Linked DNA regions of Homo sapiens: region 2 is linked to region 1. The links are chromatin contacts, found by Hi-C or POLR2A ChIA-PET in ENCODE. All regions are on one chromosome and are shown on one strand. The core of a region is the stretch at or near the end of the contact, and the rest is flanking DNA. Distances in the headings are between cores, read along the strand shown. Region 1 overlaps HS2ST1 (heparan sulfate 2-O-sulfotransferase 1). Region 2 holds the start of DIPK1A (divergent protein kinase domain 1A).

Region 1 (7,598 bases), core at 1,314-3,813:
AAAATCACAACATACAAAGGTTTTACTTATTTATGGGTTACTATATGGATTGTAAGGTCTGAAGTAGGTCCAATATAGGGCCTAAGTTTTTCTTTAAATGTACCAGAATAAGTATAGAGATGAGACCTATTATTCAAATTGTAAGTAGAATCCTCTCCCAATTCACAGTTTAGAAAAACACCAATTTGCCTTGATTGTACTGACCAGAGTCAGATTTACCTGCATCCATCTTTTGGGAATGAAACTCCCAGAGCATTTTTGGGAAAAAAATTCTTTTACCAGACGCCCATAGCCTGTTCACCCTAGCCTCTTACTTCTGTCTGCCAATAACACCTGCACCAAGTATCTATTTTTAAAATACAAAATATCATAGTTAAAAATCATAGGTGAGCTGACTTCAAGGCTTCTTTCTTTACTCATTTCAGTCACTTGAAATAAGTACGCTGATACAAAATGGGGAGTCCAACTATACATGCTTTTCCTTTTTCTTGAGCTTTATTAAGACATTAATCTCATCATCCCTCATCTCTTTATAAATTTCTCAAGTGAACTGTTCCTATTTTCATAGTCTATCTTGTACAAAATTGAACAAATGCCACTGTAACAAATGCCATAAGTAAGAACAAAATACTTCTGGATCCAAGAATTGGAGAAAAACCTTCTGGAAAATACACTGAGTAAGTTCAGCCTTAAAAGGACAGAGCTGGCTTTCAAGATGTGGGGATGGCTAATTGGAGAAGGCATAAAAGCCTGAGTAGTAGCACAAGCTGATAAACAACAAATATACTAGCATAATGATTATAATATTAACAGTAATGTGAAGCAGCTGCAAAAAAACGTATGGCAATTTTAGGCTGTGCCAATAGGTATATAATTATCAGTGTAACAAGTGCTTCTACTTTGAGCCTTTACTGTGAGCCAGGAACAATGCTTCATATTTTATTCATTTTTTATTTTTTTGAGACGGAGTCTCACTCTGTTGCCCAGGTTGGAGTGCAGTGGTGTGATCTCGGCTCACTGCAAGCTCTGCCTCCTGGGTTCACGCCATTCTCCTGCCTCAACCTCCCGAGTAGCTGGGACTACAGGCACCTGCTACCACGCCTGGCTAATTTTTTGTATTTTTAGTAGAGATGGAGTTTCACCATGTTAGCCAGGATGGTTTGATCTCCTGACCTCATGATTCCCCGCCTCGGCCTCCCAAAGTGCCAGGATTACAGTCGTGAGCCACCGCACCCAGCCAACGGTTCATGTTTAAATGTACATTACTTCACCTAATTCTTGCAATAATCCTATATGGTAACATTACGGAATTTAGACTCAGAGATATGAATTACAGGGGAAAAAAGTCAGAATTCACACCCTCATCTGTCTGATACCAAAGCTTATACTCCTAACCAAAACACAGTAATTAATGTTTCAAGTCACAGGAAGGAACAGTTCCTAAGAAATTTGTATTTAGTCACACAGGGCTATTATGTGTCATTTCAGGCACACGTTAAAAGCTAGAGTACTCCAGAATGGGAATGAGCTGGATGGATCATGCCACATAAAAAACTTAAAAAAAAACAAAACAAAACAGTGCACTTAGCTAAGAGAAAATCCATAAAAATGACTAACAGTCTCTTGAAATACTTGAAAAGTTATTGTGAAAAAGAGGCAGAATCCTTTTTGTAGCATTACTCCAGAAAAAAAGATATGACTGTGGCTCAAGAGAGAACGGGCTTTCAAATAATTAGTAGTGCAAAGTAAAGACACAGGCAGTTTAGGGGGTGGTAAGTTATTAGTCTCTGGAGATACTCATATAGAGGTTGCATGAGGACCTGTCAAAGAATGATGGAAAAAGGATTCCTGCACTGATGAGAGCTGAAATCAGGGGACCTCTGGATTGCATAACCCTGAGATAAGTTCCATAAAGCTATGCTATCAATTTCTCCTCTACAGTACAGATGTGTTTTTGGACTCCCTCCACCCACTCACCCCGAGGCTAAAACAAAATCGAAAGAAGCAGAAATAGAGAGAGAAGCAGGCCAGTAACAACTGGGTGGGAGGAAGGGAGTAGGATGCCTACTTATTCTCCCACAATCCTATTTTATTCAGTTTCACCCAGATGTATTTGTTTAGCTTAAGACAAAAAATACAGTTTTTTTTCTCTCTCTTTTTCTTTTTTTGAGACAGAGTCTCGCTCTGTCGCCCAGGCTGGAGTGCAGTGGCATGATCTCAGCTCACTGCAAGCTCCGCCTCCCGGGTTCACGCCATTCTCCTGCCTCAGCCTCCTGAGTAGCTGGGACTACAGGCACCTGCCACCACGCCTGGCTAATTTTTTGTATTTTTAGTAGAGATGGGGTTTCACCGTGTTAGCCAGGATGGTTTCGATCTCCTGACCTCGTGATCCACCTGCCTCGGCCTCCCAGAGTGCTGGGAGTGAGACTTTGTCTTTAAAAAAAAAAAAAAAAGTGCCTTCTGGGTGACAAAGAAACCTTCCAGGCAAAGGGAAGAAGCATGAGCAAAGTCCTTGGAGGCACAACACTGTAGAGTGCATATAGGCCCTAAAAGTGGTTCTTAATAAGCTTAGAAGATAGGAGAAAAATTAAGGGCAAGGTAAAACATAAGGCAGAAAAGTGGGCAGAAGCCAGATCACAGTGTCTTAATCACCATATTAGGAATATGAACCATATCCTATAAGCCAGCATTCTGAAACTTGCTGGTCTCAGAACCTTTTATACACTTAAAGATTGTTAAGGACACCAAAGAGCTTTGGTTTATGTGGGTTACATCTAGCAACAGCACATTAGTAATTAAAATTGAGAAACATTTATTAACTCACTTTAAAATAACAATATGACATGTCAGCATAAATGACATGATTTTGTGAAAAAATTTTCCAAAAGCAAAAAAATTTAGTGTAACATATTTTTGCAAATCTTATAAAGTGTCTGGCTTAATAGAAGACAACTGGATTTTCATATCTGCTTCTCCATTCAAAATATTACCATATATTATTTGGGTTGGAGTCAATGAAGAAAATCAGACTCATATAGATACAGTTGGAAAAGGAGTACTTTAGTAGCCTTTTCAAATAATTGGAAATATTCTTTTTCAATTCTACACTAAAACCTAGTGTTAATTTCTTAAAAGTTAACTGCAATGTGATAGAAAACCATATTAATGAATATACACTATTCAAGTTCATATCAGTGAATATATACTGTTATATTGATATACTTTGCACTGTCATTTGAAAAATATTGGTATACGGAGTTATGCAGATCCTCCAAATATTAATACATTAGAATTGTATAATAAAAATTATACAATTTAAAAAATCACATTCATTATAACACCACCAATCTCAGAGAAGTCTAAGTATTGGGAAACTGTTATGTTCATAGCGGCAGATACAAGTTTTTTTGAATTTTATAATTGGCAACTAATACTGTCAACTATTTTCCTTACAGCGACAAGTTCACTTCATTCATTTTTGAGAAAATATCTCCCAACTACACAAGTCTGAATAAACATAGTTTGTGTGTTGATCATTCTTTCAAGTAAAAACAGTGTTCTATGAAAAAAATTGCCTTGTTGAGCTTGCAACTTGTCTTAATCTATTTTCTCTTGCTATGACAGAGACCAGGTAGTTTATAAAGAAGTTTCTTTAGCTTCTGGTTCTTTAGGCTGGCAAGTTCAAGACTGGGCAGCCACATCTGTTGTCTTCTGGTAAGGGCTTCATGCTGTATCAAAAAATGATGGAGGAATAGAAGAGAAACTGACATATGCAGAAAATAGCGCAAACACGAGAGGCAATCTTGCTTCATAACAACCTGATCTCATTGTAACTAATGTAGTCCTCAGAGAGTGAGGACTCACTAACTCCCTCAAGACTGTACTGATTCTTTCATGAGAGCAGATTCCTCATGATCCAAATGCCTCTTAAAGGTCCCACCACCTCTCAACACCATTACAATGGGGACCAAGCCTCAACATGAGTTTTGGTAGAGACAAACCATATTCAAACCACAGCACAACTCAATCACACAAGTGCTTTACCTCAAGACAACCTCTGTACTCTGGTATGCAGAAGTGCTTGATGTACTTTATATATTGTGACAGAATATTAAGGACATACACAAAATAGTCAATATTTAATAAAGTTATTGCTTTCTGACGGACATTCTTATGTGAAAATGGCTTTTGAGGGTTTGGGCTGTTAGAGAAAGGCAGCAAAAAACACAATGCCTACTAGTACAGTTTGGTACCACCAATGCTTTTTACCATAAGGACAAATGTCAACTAGTGAAAAAGGCAACTAACATCTTAGAATTATTATGAAAATGATTGTGAACTATTTTGTGAAAGCCCTAAAGGAGTCTTAAGCATCCCTATGGTACATGGACTGCACTTTCAGAACAACTTCTATAAGCGATAAAGAGCCATTTTTTTAAAGAGTTTTAAGTAACCCACGCGGGACTTCTACAATGCAAGATTTTATAGAGTGATAACGCTTACAGTTGAGTATCAATGGCCTGAAGACATAGTGAGGATTAAGACTTGAAGGAAAGCAACTGCAGTAAGGAAGAAGCATGGGGACTGGAAGGAGATAGGTTAATGGGTTAGAGGCTTAGGTGACAAGAGTAGAAGACGGAATTGGAAGTGGCTAAGGTACTGTCTCTAGGCTTCTTTACTGAGGAGGAAGATGGTACCATTCAGTGAATTTGAGAATTGGGGAAGGAAGAATAAATGGGGATGAAGAAAGGAATTCAGGATAGTTTGTAGTCTACACTGAAGTTCAAACTGAGAAATCAAGTATGTAGCTGGTCTGTGGAAGAGCCCATTTTCATAAGGCTTTATTTCAAGCTTGTGTAAGAACAATATCCAAGCCTAACAGGTCTAGGGAATAGGATGGGGAGGGCACAATGGCAGAAAAGTTCTGGATTAGAATGTAATGTGGCATCTGTTCCCTCCCAGCCCCATGAATTTCCAGATATTTATGTGTTTGAGTTTTTAGAGAAAGGGAATGCAGGGAAATGATTAAGGAGCTGTTTCAAAGAAGGGCTTTGTAATATAAAGGGGGCACTGTATTAATTAGGGAAACATCAGCTGTTGTAACGAAATCTCGATTGTTTACTACACAAGAAGTTTAGTTCTTGCTCAAGTACCAACATGAGTGTTTCTGGTTGGCAGACAGCCTTTTATGCAGTAATTCAAGGAATTATGCTCCTTTCCTCTTCTGACTTTGCCATTCTCCACAGTACCTTGAAGTCTTTTGATCCAGCTGGCCGATAGAGTGCAGAAAGCACAACCATTTCTTAATTATCTTGGCAAACACTAGTCATATGGCCCTACCTAGATGCAGGGGTTGTGGTGAGAAATTTAATCCTTGGTGGGCAGTTGCTTCCTAGCAATAAAAACATACTAGAGGAAGAAATGCATGAATAGCTGGTATATAGTTTGCCATTTCTTCACACAGGCACATAAAGCAGGTTCACAAGTGATAAAGTATGACATTACTGAGGACATAAGAGAACTTTCTCCATTTCTACATGAAATGTGACATCAATCTTAGCACCATGAAGGCTCCCATACTTTCTGGCATTTCCTCTTGGGGAAGCAGCAGAGATGATGATGCTTGATTAGAGATAGTTGTTCTATGGACAAGGAAGTAACCAAGCAGATTCTTATGGGTAGAGGGGAGTCTGCTTTTTAAAAAACAAACAAAAAAACCCACATGAGATATCTCTAGAAGAGTTTCAGAAATATTAGAAAGGAATTTCAATGGAGAATGAAGCCCTGTGCAAACATCTAGGGTAATGGCCAAAATAGGCTATTTGACCTATTATAATAATGAAAAATAGGCTATTAATGTAACTCTGATTCCATATGTATTTACAGGGTTAGTATGAGGGAGAGATTTGGATTATCAGTTTCAGACACAGTGAGTTTCATGTGCCCATGGAACATCCAGGTAGTAATATGTAGGTTACAGAAGATATACATCTCAGGAGAAAGTTCTGAACTAAAGATAGAAATTAAGAGTCACAACACAAAGGCATCAGCTGATGTAAAAGGAGTAAATGAGATCATGAAGGTACACAGTTAAAAAAAAGAGAATTTTATTTTTATTTTTAAACATCAAAAGAGAATTTTGAATTCATCAGCTTTTGGTTCTAAATATCTGTATTACCAACATTACCTATAACATATGTGCAATACAACCAAAAACAAATCTGCACTATCACTGCAAGATCATGTACTAATCTATTAAACATTTTAAGTGCTTTTGACCATGTTGTCCACTTGTAGATACTCAAAGTATACTGCAGCAGATAAATGCTAGTTTCATGTCTTACTGACATGCCTTTAAAATGTTTTTTGAAGGACTCATGAGTTTTGCAACTCACAAAGCACGCAGCTGGACCTTACTACTAAGAATGCATTTAACTAAAATCTCTGCTAGCATTTTTTTCCAAAGTAAAACTAAACATAATATTGTAGAAGATGTGAAAAAGGTTGAAAGTAAATTATTCAGGAAGACATTAAAAAATTTTTAATGCACATACTGGTGGAAAAATAAAATAGGAGTAAATTATATATAAGCTTTGTAATTCAGCTAAAATATTAATTTTGATATTAAACTGGTAGGAATAATTCAGAGATTTCCTTAAATTCTTAGCACAAGTCCATACTGCCATTAAAATAGATGTGCTTTGATTGTTGAAATATCATACCAAGAAGATTAAAGCATTTTCAAAATCAAGAAATGCCAGAACTGTCTACAAAGCTAAATTATTTTCACACTTCAACAACTGCACCTGGTGCTCCACTCACTAGTAAGTAAAAAGAATAAGAAGTAACTAGGATTCAACTCCAGCTGGGTTTGGGTATCATTAACGAAAACCTAATGCAGCAGCTGTTGAAAATTAGAATTAGCAATGCTGAAAACTTGCTATTATTTTACTGGAGTTTGATATGCATCATATTCTAAAGCAGTGGTTCTCAAACTGAGCATGCATCAGAATTACTTGGAGCATTTGTTAAAATACAAATTCCTGCCTTCCCACATTCCCTAGCTACTAATTCCAAGGACTAAGAATTTGCCAGTCCAGTTCCCAATGCTGATATGATGGTCCAGGAACACTTTGAGAATCGGTGTTCTAGAGGGCATTTCTGTTGGCTTATTAAGAAGACAGATATAGAATATTATCTTTTCCATGTAACTAATTAATTGTACCCCATTAATTGGAATTTTAGATGTACCTTAGATCTGTGAAAAACAACGTAATGGTATAAACTAGTTGTGAGGGTATTCTGGTCATCACATCCATTACCCTTTAACTCATGGCACTGATTCTATTGGACTAACTGGATTTCCCATCTTCCTCACTGCTCGCCACCAACCACTACGTCTCCTAAGGCTAGTCAGTTCCTCTTTAAAGCATGCTGTACCATCATTATGGAAAGCACAAGTGAAATGTTTACATTGTTCTTGAGCATAAACTGTTACAAAACCCTGTGAAAATGCAACATTAATTAATTCTGAATCATGGTCATTGCCCCACACCCTTTTAAACTGAAACCATTTTTGGGGTACAACCAAGAATTCA
Region 2 (7,598 bases), core at 1,539-4,038, 5.9 Mb before region 1:
ACATAATCTTTCCCATCTCCTCCCAGCTGATAGCATTTCTTTCTACATCTCTAAGAAAATTGAAGCAATCAGAAGAGAACTTCCAAAGATTCCTATTTACCATGCCTACCCACCTGCCTGCCTGTTTCCATAGATCAACAGTCTGTACTCGTCTACAAATGATCCTTCCACTTGTGTGTTAGTTTTCAAACGCTTTTTCCCTCTCAAGGACACCACTCCAGCACTTCTCACTTCTTGTTTCTACATGAATTTTCCCTTTTCTTCCGGATCATTCCCATTAAAAACAAGTATTTCTCCCCCTACCACCTTCTTTCTCTCTTTTTTTTTTTTTTTAAAGAAACAGGGTCTCACTCTGTCACCCAGGATGGAGTGCACTGATGCGATCATAGCTCACTACAGCCTTGACCTCCTGTGCTTGGCCTCTCCCCATTTTTTTTCAATCTTCTTTTGACTCTGCTTCTACTGTCCCAGATTTGGGCTCCCCTTTGTAAGAGAACTTCTCAAAAGAATTGTTTGTATTAGCCACCTCCAGTTTCTCTCCTCTCATTTTTTTCTTAAAACCACTCCAATCAAGTTTTTCCTCTATTGCTCCACTGAAGGGTTATCAATGGCCTCCATGTCACTAAATCCAACAGTCAATTCTCAGTGCTCACTCGCAGAGGAGCACTCCCTCTTCCTAGATCCACAAGCTTCACTCGGCTTCAGGGCACCTCACTCGGGTCTCCCACTTCACTGGCTGCTCCCTTTCAGTCTCCTTGGCTGGCTCACCCACTACCCTGTCTTAAAGCTGCATTGGTCCCCAGAGCTCCATCCTCAGTCGTCTTTTATTTACACTCACTTCCTTGGTGATCTTAGGCAGTCTCATGGCTTTAAACGCCATCTAAATGCTGATATCTCTCATATACCTCTAGCTTGGACCACGCTCCTTAATCCTAGACTCATTCATACATACAACTGCCTAATCAAGATCTCCACTTCAATTTCTAATAGATACCTTAAAATGGAACTTCTCCAAAACTGAACTCCTCTTTTGCCTCAAACTTCCTCTATTTGTAGTCTTCCCCATCTCCCTTGGTGTTTTCCCCATAACCTTTATTAGCATTCTTATCCAATTTGATTTTATTGATTACATTTATTATTTATTGCCCCTCTCTCTCACATCCACAAGCGCAAGGATTTTTGTCTGTTTTGTTTATGTAACCGAAACAACTTGAATGGTGCCTGGGTACTCATAAATCTTTATTAAATGAATGAATGAAACCACTAGGATTCATCCTTATCTTACTCAGAAATTACTGTCTCTTGACCCAAACAAAATCAATGAAAAATTGGTTTATCTGCAAGCAATAAAATAAGACCAAGTAGCTGTAGTTCCAGCTACATGGGAGGATGGCTTCAGCCCAGGAGTTTGAGTCCAGCCTAGGCAACATGGTAAGACCCCTCTCAAAAACAGAAAGAACAACCACCACAACAAAAATCACCTAGGTTTAAAACCTGTGTCTGTGTGTGGGTTGAGGGAAGGGGCAGACATGAAGGTATCTCTTCAGAACAAGGCACCTGAACAAGGCTTATGCAAAAACCAAGTGAGAATGAGTAATGGTTTGCTTCTGGGGAAACCCCTTCTCAGAGCAACAGGCCGGAATGAGCTCTAACGGGCCACCTAAACTTTGTTAGCATCACGCTTAAACGTGGTAGGTGGGGTAAAAAGCAGCCAAAAAAAAAAAAAAAAAAAAAAAAGCTGCTTCTTCCATTACAAGTCACTTGGATCAACAGCTGTTCTCCCACTAGGGTGGCTCTTTTTTCCCTTATTTGGAACTCATTGTCAAAAGAAAGACACCACACCCTGTGTTATGTAGCCTTAACCAAGCAGCAGGCCACGTCCCAGGCTCCCTGCCTTCAGGACTGTATTTAATTCGGTGTTTTTGTTTTTGTTTTCTTTTGAAATCAGTGTTCCTGGACGGGGCCAGGAAAACTCTGAAGCTGTCTTAAAAACAATATAAACCAAAAAAGTCGGAATTTTTTAAAAGTACATTTTTAAAAAAAGTTGTAGGCCGTTAGAGGCGAACTGGAGCGTGGTAAGGGGGGCACCGAGTTCAGCAGTGGGGCGCCCTGTCCGCGTTCGAAGCTGAGCCCAGTCCTGGGGGGATGCCCCGGTCTGCGTCTCCAGCTGCGGCAGACACCCCCTTCCCCCGACCGCCACCAAGGGCGAGGGAGGACGAGCCAGTCCCCAGGGAAGGAGCCCCAAGCTTCCCTTGAATTTCCAAACAACCCGTCCAGACACGTCCTGACTCCAGGAGAAGAGTCCATGGGGAGCGTCGGTGCTGCCGGGGCGGGTGGCGGGACGCGCAGCTGGGCGCAGCGCGGGGAGCCGGAAGCCGGAGCAGACTGCGAGGCCAGCGCGGTCCGGGGGTCGCCGCATCAGCCAGCGAGAAGCACGCCCCAATCCGCGCCGAGCGTGCGACACCCCCGCTGCCGCGGCGCCCCCTCCCGCCTCCGCGCGCCTCCCCTTTAAGCTCCAGGCGCAGTCGATTTGTGTCGGCGGAGGCGAGGTGCGACTCCCCTTTATGGCGGAGTCGGCAGCAGCCTCTCTGACAGCCGCGGCGGCCGGCGGGCGAACAGGGCAGGAGGCTGGGCCTCTGGCCTCTCGCCGCCTTCACTGCAGCCGGGCCGAGGGGAGCGCGGCGCGCGCCGCGGCGGGGGCGGGGGAGTGGGCGGGCCCGGCCGGGCAGGGGGCGGGGAGGCGGGGGGAGGCGGGGAGCCCGGCCGCCAGCGCTCGGGTCCGCCTCTGACTGCAGCGCGGCGGGGCGATGTGTGATTACCATGGCGAGGAGTCTCTGTCCGGGGGCCTGGCTAAGGAAACCCTATTACCTCCAGGTAGGCCGGCGGCCGCCCAGCCACCAGCTGCGGGAGCACCCGGCCGTGTGCCCTGCCGCGCCGCGCAGGACTCGCCCGCTCCCCTCCTCCCTCCCTGGGTCTGTGCCCGCCCGAACCCCGCTGCCCCCTGCCGTCCGGCACCTGGCGGCGCGCCCTCCCCAGCCCCCTCAGCGGCTCTGCCGACGCCCCCCACCGCGGCCCTCGCGGCTCCCGCGCCGCGGCCAGCCGGGCTCCAGGGCCCGAGTCGTCCCGCCCGGGTACGCCCTCGCATCCTGAGAGCCCCGAGACGTGACCTGGGTACGACCCCGCGCTCCGGGCATTGCCCGCAGCCCTGCGCCGCTCCAGGCGGAGCTCGACGGGCCGCCTTCTCCCTGGTGTTTTCGGGGCTTTCCCCCCTCCCCCGTGGGCCCCCGCAGGTCGGTTGCCCTTGACTCAGTGTCTTGGGTCTTAAGTCGGTGGTAGGAAAGGTGGTGTAGCATTCCTCCGTGTCTTAGAAAATTATGACAATTTGTCACACCAGTGTTTCCCCAGGCTCCAAAAAGCAGCGTGTGCCTCGTGCCGAGCCCCTTGGTTGGGTCGTTCCATCACACCCAAGATTTAAATGGGAGGTGGAGACCGATAAGCCTGAACCAGGCGGATGGGTGTTTGCTTTTTAAAGGAAAGGGGCTAGTGGCTGGTCTGTGGATCCCAAATACCCTAGTAATGCAAACGTAATTCTCAGTCATGTCGTGTGTACGGTTCGCGTGTTAATTTTTCATGATTTCCCGTTCCACCCTCTGTTCCGCTGCCAGTCTGTGCCTTGGAACCCTACTACTGCCTAAGTGTACTGTTTGGTCACCAGGGGGACCTAGTAGACACCGCGAGTAGCTGAGCGCAAATCCATCACTCCGATGGAAAAACAACTACAAATCAATGCCTTGCGTGGGTCAGCAGTGTTAGCCAACGCTGCATTCAGAGGACAGTATTCCTTTACCGCTTACATTAAAAGGCCAAGAGGTAGATGATTTGGGGTCAGCTGGTGCTTTTATAAATTATGAAAAAAGTTGAGAAGGTAACCATCATGAGGCAAGTAAATCTTACATTTTTGTTTGAAAATTGTATGTGTAAGTCATTACCCTGAAATGAGTGACGTATTGCAAATTGGAAGCATGATTTGACAACCCATGATATTAAGCGTGTACGAATAAAACTGAGTCTTTGTAGCAAGCACCACCAATAGTAATTGTGCACTTGAGTAACACTGTCACAACCCCTTCTAGAATTCAACCCAGGCCAGGTACCTCTGTGTAATCTTTTATGTGAGTTTAAAAAAAAGCTTACCGGCCAGGCGCGATGGCTCACACGTGTAATCCCGGCACTTGGGAGGCCGAGGCGGGCTGATTCCTTGAGCTCTGGAGTTTGAGACCAGCCTGGGCAACATTGTGAAACCCCGCCTCTACTAAAAATACAAAAAAAAAAAAAAAAAAAAAAAAGTTGGTTGGGTGCCTGTGGTCCCAGCTACTCCGGGAGGCTGAAGTGGGAGTATGGCTTGAGCCCCGGAGCGGAGATTGCAGTGAGCTGAGATCACGCCACTGCACTCCAGCCTGGGCAACAGAGTGAGACCTTGCCTCTTAAAAACAAAAACAAAAACAAAAAAACGGCCAGGCGCAGTGGCTCATGCACTTTGGGAGGCCGAGGCGGGCGGATCACGAGGTCAGGAGATCGAGACCATCCTGGCTAACACGGTGAAACCCCGTCTCTACTAAAAATACAAAATATTAGCCGGGCGTGGTGGCGGGCGCCTGTAGTCCCAGCTACTCGGGAGGCTGAGGCAGGAGAATGGCGTGAACTTGGGAGGCAGAGCTTGTGGTGAGCCGTGATCGTGCCACTGCATTCCAGCCTGGGCGACAGAGTGCGACTCCGTCTCAAAAAAAAAAAAAAAAAAAAAGTGTTTTACTGTGGAAATTTGTATACCTTCAGAAAACAGAAAACAATAATGAACTGTCATATGCCCATCAGCCACCCTCATCAGTATTTTATTTCATTTCACCTCCCCCACTCCCTCTTCCAACCAAACTTATTTATTTATTTATTCATTTATTTATTTATTTAGAGACGGGTCTCCTTCTGTTGCCCAGGCTGGAGTGCAGTGGTGCCATCTGGGCTCACTGCAGCCTGGACTTTCCAGGCTCAGGTAATCCTTTCACCTCAGCCTCCTGAGAAGCTGGGACTACAGGCGCACACCACCATGCCCAGCTAATTTTTTTAATTTTTGTAGACACGGAGTTTCGCCGTGTTGCCCAGGCTAGTCTCAAACTCCTGGGCTCAAGCAGTCCTCCTGCCTTGACCTCCCAAAGTGATGGGATTACAGGCATGAGCCATCAAGCCTGGCTGAACCAAAGTATTTTAAAGTAAACCTCAGGCATCACATCATTTCATCTCAGTACCTCAATATACATTTCTAATAGATAAAGATATTTTCAGACATAATCATAATACCATTATCATGCCTAACAAAGTTAATAACAATTTATTTTTCCCACCCCTTTCTAGATATGCATCAACCTGAGATTACTAACTAAATTTGATTTGCCATGGAGTGAGTTTACTGTGATTTGGATGGGTCTCTCTGCAAAAAGCAAAACAAAAAACCCTCCTCTTATCAGCTCATTCATGCCACAAATTCTTATGAGGGAAACTAGTTTGATTTCATGTTTTGAAAGAATGTCTTAGAATACAGATGTCTGGTTTAAGTAACTTTTCCTGTGAATGAATGTATTATTTTAATTTAGAGTGAGGGTATAACTATTCAGCAGGTATAAGAGATCTTGTTCTGTTTGGGGGGAGGGGAAGGGTAAGAGTACAGGAAGAAGTTGGATTTATTTCACAGATAGAGGGAAGAGATGGAGGGCCAGGAAGAGGAGAGAAAGGTTGCAGAGACCAGCTTTGTATACTTGCAGTTATGCTGTTTGTCTTTAACTGGATGGGGTCAAAGACCAGTTATGTCCTGAGGTGTTCAGGCCTTAGGAGCTGTGAGTTCCCTTTTTTCTGCAGTGTACAGGAGAAAACTTTTAAGCAGTCAGCTTACTTGTAAAGGAACTTCATTCTCAGTATTTTTATTAATCCAGATATCACTGTGGCATTTGGTAACGCTTTTGGAAAACTGTGGCATTACACAATTAATGATATATTTTCAGCCATAATAGACATTCATGAGCTAATGCAGGCACCTATTCACTGTTTATAGCTTTGCTTATATAGCAGAAGAGATTCTACTGCCTGTGAAGAAAAGAACTTGTGTGGTATATGCATACAACAGAATATTATTCAGCAATAAAGTGAAATGAAGTTCTGATACACACTGTAACATGGATGAACCTTAAAAACATTAAATATATGAAACTAGTCACAAAAGATCACGTATTATTTCATTCATATGAGATGTCCAGAATGGGCAAATCTATAAAGACAAAAAGATAGATTAGTGGTTGCCTGGGGGGAAATGGGGAGTAACTACTGATGGATATGAAGTGTTCTTGAGGGGGACAGAAATGTTCTAAAATTGATAGTGGTGATGGTTGCCCAAGTATGTGAATATACTAAAACCTACTGAACGTTATGCTTTAAATGAATAAATTGTAGGATATGTGAATTATTAGTATATCTCCATAAAACAGTTGAAAAATAAATGAACCGAGTTTATCTCATGAAAGTCGTCCTTCTTCTCTCTGCCTTTTGCTGCAGATTCCACCAAGGTCAGCTTTTTGGTGCAGGGAGCACTTCTTCCAGGGGAGCTGGGCAGGCACACTGTTAGTCTGTGCAGCCTCTCTGTGGGCTAGAAGGACTTGTGACCTGCCTGGAAGGGCCAACAGACGTTTACCTGAGCAACAAGCTTCTCATGGCAAGGCATCTTGCCCAGAGCAAGCAAGCTAATTTACAGTTCCATGTTTTCCAGATATTTTGTTGAAACATTACTTGGGAAATAACACTTCCTGGACTGGCTAAATGATGCAGCACATTGAACAGAGTAGAATCCTGCCTCTGAGATCAGAAACTGTGGATGTATTAACTGCTTAAACCATTTTTAGGCAGTATTTTCTTCCACGTGCCATTATGGTGCATACTACTTGTGGCCTGCTTGGGTGTGATAACCCAGAATGACACCTGCATTTGTCTTTTTTTAGCAGTGTGTTTTCTACAAACTAAGATCTACTTTGTTTAGGGTTTACTCATAGTCTGAGTGAAGCTGATAACACAGCAACCCTATAATTTGTTGGTTTTGGTTTAAAATACCTTCTTCCTTCTCACCATCGTTAAGTCCTGAAAGAATGAAAGTCAAGACAATTCAGCATAATTCTCTGTACTTAGATTATACACATTTTCCATTCCAATCATTCTGCCTATGTGTTCTGTTGCATATGAAAAGTTGGTGCAGTTCTAATGGAATTTGAAGTCCCATGTACTTGGGTCCTTTGAAGGTTTTCAAGCCGTTTTGCTTGTAAGGGGCTTAAAGTTTTAGAAGTATCCTCTTGAAAATGACTGCCCTAGCAATTTCAGTATGTGTTCAGTAGGGTTGTTATGAGTGAATGGGTAGATGGCATGTTCTAGCTAGGGTGTTTGCACTTGTTTAACATTTCTGATACCTGGCACTTTGGCTCGTATTAGTACAATTTTTCAAACATGACTGCTGTGGATGGTTTGGTTCCTTATGAGTTAATGTGGATATTTTGTGAGATTTAGTGCCA

Evidence for each region. Hi-C counts contacts between places; a loop is a spot of excess contacts on that map. ChIA-PET counts read pairs that join two places held with the same protein, here RNA polymerase II (POLR2A). Pooled maps may share reads with other maps.
Region 2: a loop to region 1 is called in a map of OCI-LY7, with 9 times the contacts of the local background. The contact joins the promoter of DIPK1A here to the enhancer-like site in region 1. A Hi-C loop is called at or near these places in 1 of 168 maps with a recorded cell type or tissue (OCI-LY7) and 3 of 50 pooled maps. POLR2A ChIA-PET finds 5 or more read pairs at or near these places in 1 of 52 experiments (T-cell).

Annotation. Positions count from the first base shown.
Region 1 is chr1:87,052,421-87,060,018 of GRCh38, reverse strand. All of the region lies in intron 1 of HS2ST1 (heparan sulfate 2-O-sulfotransferase 1), which reads right to left. Among named protein-coding and RNA genes, the nearest start is that of LINC01140, 74 kb to the left of the region's middle. Within about 2 kb of position 2,563, at least 3 of the 41 ENCODE cell types and tissues checked have a DNase peak (open chromatin) inside an H3K27ac peak, as active enhancers do; they include OCI-LY7, where a contact is called at or near this core.
Region 2 is chr1:92,956,652-92,964,249 of GRCh38, reverse strand. It overlaps DIPK1A (divergent protein kinase domain 1A), which reads left to right and starts at 2,788. Exons shown (of 5, transcript NM_001006605.5): 1 at 2,788-2,874. The coding sequence starts at 2,821. RefSeq lists silencers at 2,428-2,507, 2,668-3,227 and an enhancer at 7,109-7,208.